2 separate regions of the Homo sapiens genome follow, and region 2 is linked to region 1. Evidence: read pairs that join two places in POLR2A ChIA-PET (ENCODE). Cell type or tissue: B cell. All regions are shown on one strand. Links, peaks and the distances in the headings refer to the core of each region. The heading gives the core; the rest is flanking DNA.

Region 1 (4,389 bases), core at 175-4,174:
GCAGGAGAATCGCTTGAACCCAGAAGGCAGAGGTTGTAGTCAGCCAAGATACTGCCATTGCACTCCAGCCTGAGCAACAAGAGGAAAACTCTGTCTCAAAAAAAAGAAAAAAAAATCTGCCATGTTCAAATCAGGAATAAGTAACAGTTAAAGTTCAAAAAACTGTAGTCTTCTTTTTTCTTTGTTGTAGAGGCCTCTTTTTCCAACAACTCACAATGTTCAGTTCTCTTTCTATTTGGTCTAAAGCGCCATGATAGATATCAGCTAACAACACTGAGAACTAGAAGTTCCTCTATAACTTTGCACAATACCCAAAAAATTGTTTATAAGACCAGGTTATCCTTTCTTATTTTTATCCAGTCTCATAGGATGATGGCATTTTTCAAATTAGCATTTTTAATTTATGAATAGAATTATTCTCATACAATAATAAACCCTATTTTCTTCATCTTGAATAACAAACATAAAATCTCCGAGAGGCATTCTACTTTTCAAAATCAGGATCATGTTAAACAACTTCTACATTTAAGGAGAGAGAAAAGCCCAGCCTAGGCAACACAGTGATGTTGCAGGACTTTCCTTAGTTCAGCTAAAGACGGGGTTCTTGTCCGTCCCACTGCCACGAAAATTTAGGCTCACAGACAGTTTAAAGGGTGAGTGAAGTAGGGTTTTACTGAATGAAAAGGGAAATAAAAGGGGGAAACAAGGATCCTCCGCAAGGCCAGAGCCCCCTGCTAGAGCGCATCCCACCCACCCTTTGAATCTCAGGTTCCACACAGGAAGAGGGGCCAGGCTCCTCCCCGCTGCGAAAGTCATGAACTTCCCCAGGCTCCACCTCAGCTGGCAGGCTGGTTGGAGTTTCTCCAGGGACCACCTCCCATCTGGCTGTCTCAGTGAGACCCCATTTCTTTTTTTTTTTTAATTTTTAATTAGCTGTGTGTGGTGGTGCACCCCTGTAGTCCCAGCTACTTGGGAGGCTGAGGAGGGAGGATGGCTTGAGCCTAGGAAGTCAAGGCTGTGGTGGGCCATGATCGCACCACTGCACTCCAGACTGGGCAACAAAGCAAGGCCTCATCTCAAAAAAAAAAAAAAAAATTAAAAATTAAAAAAAGAAAGAAGAGAGAAAAGCCTGTCAAATGAAGTGGGTTTGTTTTTGTTGTTGTTGTTGTTCTTATATAGAGCACTGTGTGTTACACTTAGGGCAGAAAAACCTCCAGAACTCTAAGTTTAATGAATAAAACCAATACATGCCACTGGGACATAAACGTAAAAAGTCAGAAGATAGAACTTGATCGTATCCTAAACAATGAATTAATGTATCTAGATCAGAAACTGGAAGGTTAAAACGTGGAGGAATGAAAGGGATTGGAAGGGCAAAATGTGTTAGGGATTAGCTAGCTAGCATGGTTCAAGGGACAGACTATACAACAAGCACTATTCTCTGATGAGACTGGTTACTTTAGCCAACTTCTGACACAATCAAATAGTAAGACCTCTCAAGCTGAAGACAGACCCCTAGTTGATTTTATCATTGGACAAAATTATACAAAGCCTATCTTAGCAGCAATCAGTTTTCGGTGACACCATTATTTCTTCATGCCCCCAACAAACTGCAGTAGATATGTTGGAATTTAAGCTCAGCACATATAGTCATCCAAATTGTCTCGAAAGGTTACAAAAGATGGGAAGAAAATTATATGTTGTTCTATGAAAACTATGAAAGGAGAGAGTTAGAAAGAAAGATAATCAACAGTGTCAAATACCACTGAGAAATCTAAGACAATGAGGGATGAGAAAAATCCGCCACGCCTCAGGATGAGGAACCCAGGGTTGCCTTCAGCAATCAGTTTGAGTGGCAGAGATGAGGGCTGAGGGAGCAGCAGACGTCAAGAGGGCAGAACAAGGAGTGACTCTGCATTGAGAAAATGGAATTCTGTCCTCAAAACATGTAACAACAAAAGGATGAGGAAATTAGGATAAAAATTGCAGCAAGGTCAAATGAAGGCTTTGGGGTTTGGGGTTTTTGTTTGTTTTTTTCAGCAAGGAGGAAAAAGGATTATGTCTGCAGGCAGAGGAGAGAAGAAGAAATTAAAGGTGCTTAAGCTAGACAAAAAGAAGATAATTAAGACAGAAAATCTTTGATTGCAGATGTTATAGCACCCACCAGGGAGAAAAGGGAGAGAACAGAGAGGACTGAAAACATAAGGTTAGTTTAAACTTAGAAAGAGGAAGTTCAGTTCCTCGCCTAAGATGGGGAAGAGAAAGAAATTGCCACAGAGTTGTTTTGGAATTAAAAGGCTTATCTCGCATGGTCTTTATTTTGCCAGCAAAGTAACAGATAGCCCCTGTCAAAGGAGAAGGGGCACGGAGGGGCACCAAGAGGAGGGTGCAGGAGAGAAAAGGCTTAGAACAATGGTGGGCAGGAAACTGCAAAGAAATGGACACCTGACACCAGGTGTCAGTACCTACTCGGTAGATGTTTGAATAAATTGATAAGACATTTTAAAAGGCCAGACTCGGTGGCTCATGCCTGTAATCTTAGCACTTTGGGAGGCTGAGGAGGGATGATAACTTTGGGCCAGGAGTTCAAGACCAGTCTAGGCAACATAGTGAGACCCCGTCTTTACAAAAAAGTAAAATAAAATAAAAGTTTTTTAAAAGACATTTTAAAAAATAGCTGGTTAGTAATGGGGAGAGTCCCACTGATAAGATGATAAAATTTTCTTATAACTTTTATATCTTTCTGCAGTACCACTATAGTGTTGATAGTAGACTTGCAGAATCAAAAGAAGGAAGGATAAATTACTGTCTTCACTGTGACCTGGTGGCTTTCCCTAGTGGTGCTAGAGGAAAAGTAAGAGCTCCAGGGAACCTAGGCTTTTGCTTTGTAAGGATAGCCTCAATATTGGTACACACTTCGAAACATGGGCTGGGTAAGAATTTAAGTGTAGCCAGAAAAAATATCTTGGTATGAGCTTCATTTATCAACACTTTATCATAAATTCATCATTGTATCTTCAAATTTGTGATTTTTAAAAATGTTGCCACCTTTTCTTTGTGAGGCTGTTCTCAGCCATCTGCTCTTGGCACTTCACACCACTCACCCGAAGAGCTCAAGCAATCATAGTTACTGTGACCACATCAGTGCTGACGAGAACAAAACGTTTTCAGATCATGTCTCTCCCACAAACTCCAGGGCCATAGTTGATCTATGTACAAGTTATCTCCACTTGAATAGCCCGCTGTCATTGCAAATTCAATATTCTCAAAACCAAACCTGACACCTTTCAAAAAAAACACAGCTGCACTTCTGTAACTGGCAAGACCCAGTCAGGAGACAGAAACCACACCAGTGTATGGAAAGAATTAAATATAAAGGATTTTTAAGTAATTATAAAGTTGCTAATTAGGTAACTAAAAGAGCAAAAAGAGAACTCTAAAGGACCACAGAGGTAGCAATTGCAGAATGCAGTTGCCACCCCTACAGCTGAGGGAACAAAGGGAAGAGGCCAGGGTGATTAAAACTTTGAAGCTCAGGCTGGGCACAGTGGCTCACGCCTGTAATCCCAGCACTTTGGGAGGCCGAGGTGGGTGGATCACGAGGTCAGGAGATCAAGACCATCCTGGCCAACATTGTGAAACCCCGTCTGTACTAAAAATACAAAAATTAGCTGGGTGTGCTGGCACACGCCTGTAGTCCCAGCTACTTGGGAGGCTGAGGCAGGAGAATCGCTTGAACCTGGGAGGCAAAGGTTGCAGTAAGCCAAGATTGCACCACTGCACTCCAGCCTGGTGACAGAGCGAGACTCCATCTTAAAAAAAATAAATAAATAAATAAATAATAAAAAACTTTGAAGCTTAAACAAAGGCTCCCACAGAACTGAAATTCATACATCTGAGGAGAGAGCACCACTGATGTTCCTGAGTGGGCATGATAAGATGGGCTCTGCAAGTGTTAGAAAGATTGGAAACTGGATACAGCTCCTGGATGAGAGGCACTGCCGGAATGAAGAAGCGCCGCTTGATGGTGCTCACAGGATGCAATTAGATAGGAAACCCACATGGAACAAACTAGAGGTAACAATTCATTCTCCCACGTCCAGCCTTCTAGCCCTGCTCTAGCATCCCTCATTGGCAGAGTGGAACAGGGAGCCAGTTGGAGAAGCAGAAAAGCAGTTTGTGGAATACCAGCCCCAGAATCACAAAGCAGTGGGTTTGGAGCTAAGAGATAATAACTTAATAACTGATGCAGCTTCTGAACTATATTAGTTAGGGTCCAGCCAGAAAGCAGAAACCACTCTAAGTATTTCAGAAGGATTTTACCACAGGGAATTGGTACATGGGTAAGAGAAGAGCTAAGAAGCCAAAAGGGGCACAACGAAGCAATCT
Region 2 (4,389 bases), core at 231-4,230, 53 kb after region 1:
GTCCTGAACTAGACACACAGTAACACTTAATACATTTTGCTGGGTGAATAAATGATATTTCTGAAACCTGATTTCACCCTCACTGCCCTGAAATTTCATTGCCTTAGGAGAAAGCCCACATGAAAAGCCACCAGTGACCTTCATATCAATAAATCCAATCAACTATACTCAATCTTTACCTAGCTTGACCTCTTAGCAGATTGGACACAGGTAGTCATTCATTCCTTCTCAATTCACTCCCTTCCACTCACCATCTTCCAGGTTTCCACCTATCTCTCTAGATGCTCCTTCTCCATCTTTTCACAAAATACCTATCCCTCAAATGTGGGTATTCCTCAGAATGCTTCTAAGCCCCTTTGTCCTCCCTTTCTACATCTTGTCCCAAGGTCATCTCATCTGTTCCTGTGGTTTCTTTTTCTTTTTATTTTTTTCTTTCTTTTTTTTTTTTTTTTTTTTTTTTGAGACAGAATCTTGCTCTGTCACCCAAGATGGAGTGCAGTGGAGCTGTCTCGGCTCACTGCAACCTCTTCCTCCAGGGTTCAAGCGATTCTCCTGCCTCAGCCTCCAGAGTAGCTGGGACTACAGGTGCACACCACCATGCCCGGCTAGTTTTTGTATTTTTAGTAGAGACAGGGTTTCGCCATGTTGGCCAGGCTGGTCTCGAACTCCTGGCCTCAAGTGATCAGCCCACCTCAGCCTCCCAAAGTGTTGGGATTACAGGTGTGAGCCACCGCCCTGGCCTGTTCCTATGGTTTCAATAACCATATATACAATGATGACTCCCAAAAGTATATCATCAGCCCAACTGTCATGATTCTAGATATATATGAATATTCAACCACCTACTGGACATTACCAGGCACATCAAACTCAACATGTCCAAAACTGATTCCATCAATTTCTCCCAAACCTACTGCACCTTCGGTGTTCCCCATACAAGTAACTGGCGTCACCATCCACCCATTTATGCAAGCCAAAGACCTGGGCATGTTATTGTCATCAACAACTTCCACTCATATCTACTCATAGTCCAAGTCTTAAGTCTCCCTGTCCCCAAAACATGACTCTAGTCCAAGCCACCATCATTTCTCACTAGGATCATAGCAGCAGCTTCCCACCTGTCTCCCAGCTTTCAATCCTACATAGAAAAACTAATCTTTCTTAAACTCACAAATTCTAAAATCTAAATCACAAATGCCACTCTTCTGCTTTTAAAGGCCTTAAGAGTTTTCTCATTGCCTTAGAAGACAGCCCACCAAACTCCTTAATATAGTTGGTGCAATAGATTGGAGTTTTCCAATATGCCTCAACGTCTCCCATCCCATATTCCTTTCTTACAATGTGACTTTGACACTCTACCCATCAAGAGGCAGGGTCTGTACCCCTCTTCTCGAAACTGGATGGTCTTCTGTGAATGCCTCTACCTATAGAGTATGACAGAATTGACACCATGCAACTTCAGAGACTAGGTCATAAAAGGCAATGCAACTTCCACTTTGGGTGCTACAACACTCATTCTGGACGCTTTCAGCTGCCTGCATAAGCAGTCTGACTGCCCACGAGTCACCACGCTGTGAGAAAGCTCAACACAGTCCATACGGAAAGACCACATGGAAAGACTGACACAATTTGATAAAGAAGGCCGGGTGCGGTGGCTCACACCCGTAATCCTAACACTTTGTTTGGGAGGCCGAGGCGGGTAGATCACCTGAGGTCAGGAGTTCAAGACTAACCTGGCCAACACGGTGAAACCCCGTCTCTACTAAAAATATAAAAATTAGCCGGGCGTGGTGGGGCACGCCTGTAATCCCAGCTACTCAGGAGGCTGAGGAAGGAGAATTGCTTGAATCTGAGAGGTGGAGGTTGCAGTGAGCCGAGATCGCGCCACTGCACTCCAACCTGCACAACCGGAGCAAGACTCCACCTCAAAAAAAGAAAAAAAAGAAGCCCAGATTGTCTGCAACTTCCTCAGCAACCGTTTTTCCAGCTCCTGTCACCATCTGCTGCAACCACATGAGGGACCCTGACCTAGAACTGTCCCACTAAGCCCTTCCCAAATTTCTAAGCCACAGAAATCATAAAAAAAATGACTACTGTTTTAAGACACTACGTTTTAGACTATTTGTTATAGCACAATAATAACTAGCACAGCTTATAAAGCTTTGAACAACCTATGCCTTGACTCTATTTACCTCTGCAAGCCAACTCTCAACCTTTTCTTCCTGAAATTCAACACTGCAGCCCACCCTGAACTCCTTTCAGTGCCTGAAAGGAGCACTTCTGGCATTTAGGTTTTCATACATTCTGTTCTTGCTGCTTGGAACACTCCTCTTCTACTCTTGATTAATTCTTCTTCGCCATTCAGGTATCAGCTCAAACTTCTACAGGAATGGTTTCTAAATGCCTAGGTTAGGACTGGTCTCCTCCTGTGCCTTGTTCTACCTTGCAAATCACAACACCATCACAATCCATTAAAACCCTGTATCAGAGGCCAGGCACGGTGGCTCACGCCTGTAATCCCAGCACTTTGGGAGGCCGAGGCAGGCGGATCATGAGGTCAAGAGATCAAGACCATCCTGGCCAACATGGTGAAACCCCGTCTAAAAAATACAAAAATTAGCTGAGCATGGTGGTGCATGCCTGTAGTCCCAGCTACTCAGGAGGAGACAGGAGAATCTCTTGAACCTGGGAAGCAGAGGTTGCAGTGAGCTGAGATTGCGCCACTGCACTCCAGCCTGGTGACAGAGCGAGACTCCGTCTCAAAAAAACAAAACAAAACAAAAATCCCTGTATTGGGTTGCCCATCCTGACCCCGGCATGCACCCATGCATGCGGTCACACACACCCACGCACACACATAAAGTGCTCCAAAAAGACAATGACAGTGCAGGGAACGTGGCAACCTCTTCGCAAATACTTGTTGAATGTTTAATCTCCAACCCTATCTCTTTCCTAAATTCCAAAGAGCATATCTGCCTACTATGCTAAAAATAAATTCCAAATTCAACATGCCCCCATCCTCCTCCTCACAGTAAATGATATCACTGCCTACAAATTGTCTAAACCAGAAACATCATCTCTTCATTCAAAGACTATTTATTGAGGGCCGGGCACGGTAGGTGGCTCACGCCTGCAATCCCAGCACTTTGGGAGGCCGAGGCAGGCAGATCACTTGAGTTCAGGAGTTCGAGACCAGCCTGGCCAACATGGTGAAACCCCATCTGTACTAAAAATACAAAAATTAGCAGGGCGGGGTGACATGCACCTGTAGTCCCAGCTACTCAGGACACTGAGGCAGGAGAATCCCTTGAACCCGGGAGGCAGAGGTTGCAGTGAGCCAAGATCCTGCTACTGTACTCCAGCCTGGGCGACAGAGCAAGACTCTGTCTCAAAACAACAACAACAACAACCAAACAAACAAACAAAAAAAATATTTATCAAGCTTCTCTGTTTCCTTGCTGGGGATACAGTGGATTATAGATAGGCACAGCTCTTCTGGCACAAAACTTACAAGATGGTAGATGTTTTCCTTGACACTTCCCTCTCCCTTATACTTGACATCTTAATAGGTCTCATTGGTTGTATTGATTATACCTTCTAAATTGTGCTCAGATCTATCCTTCCTTGTCCACCCCAACTGCCATCACCGTAGTTCAGGTTTTTGTCATTTCCTGCCTGGATTGCTACAAGAGCTTCCTAATAGTGTCTCTGCCTCCAGCCTTGTCCCCTAAGTTCCACCCCAGCTATATCACTCCCCTGTTTAAAGTCCTTTAATGGTTCCTCATATGCTTTGAATAAATTCTAAAACCCTACAAAGATATACCTTGTGTTCTAGCCCCTTGCCCATCTTGGTCCCCTCATATCCCACAATCCCCCATGCACCCCCACACCCCATACATTTTTTTCATCTTGTGCCTTTACATTGGCTTTCCCTGTGCCTAAAACGTCCTGCCCCCTTCTTCATTCAACATACAATTATTGAGCACCTAGCAGATACCAGGCACTGTTCTATGTGCTGGTGATTCAGCAGTGAGTAAAACAAAGTCCTTATTCACATATGTTTATATTCTAGAGGGAAAGAGAGACAAGTAAATGATGTGTTGAACACTGTTATAAAGAAAAAGAGGCCAGGCACGGTGGCTCATGCCTGTAATCCCAGCACCTTGGGAGACCAAGGCGGGCAGATCGCCTGAGGTCAGGAGTTTGAGACCAGCCTGACTAACATGGTGAAACCCTATTTCTGCTAAAATACCAAAATTAGCCAGGCACAGTGGCAGCGCCTGTAATCCCATCTACACAGGAGGCTGAGGAAGGAGAATCGCTTGAACCCGGAAGGCGGAGGTTGCAGTGAGCTGAGATCGTGCCATTGCACTCCAGCCTGGGCAACAG

Evidence for each region. Peaks named below come from ENCODE experiments on the same cell type or tissue, not always from the same donor. Only the 100,000 strongest peaks of a DNase experiment are listed, where the experiment ranks them.
Region 2: POLR2A ChIA-PET joins it to region 1 with 7 read pairs; 2 of 35 experiments call an interaction of 5 or more read pairs at or near these places.

The regions. Positions count from the first base shown.
Region 1 is chr14:22,746,557-22,750,945 of GRCh38, forward strand. All of the region lies in intron 1 of OXA1L-DT (OXA1L divergent transcript), which reads right to left. Among named protein-coding and RNA genes, the nearest start is that of OXA1L-DT, 18 kb to the right of the region's middle. In B cell, for the core only: a CTCF peak has its summit at 2,443 (motif pointing right); a DNase peak (open chromatin) is centred at 2,345; H3K4me3 peaks cover 659 bases; H3K27ac peaks cover 1,598 bases.
Region 2 is chr14:22,799,013-22,803,401 of GRCh38, forward strand. All of the region lies in intron 2 of SLC7A7 (solute carrier family 7 member 7), which reads right to left. Among named protein-coding and RNA genes, the nearest start is that of SLC7A7, 14 kb to the right of the region's middle. RefSeq lists an enhancer at 4,046-4,095. In B cell, for the core only: no CTCF peak of the experiment used is centred there; no DNase peak of the experiment used is centred there; H3K27ac peaks cover 79 bases.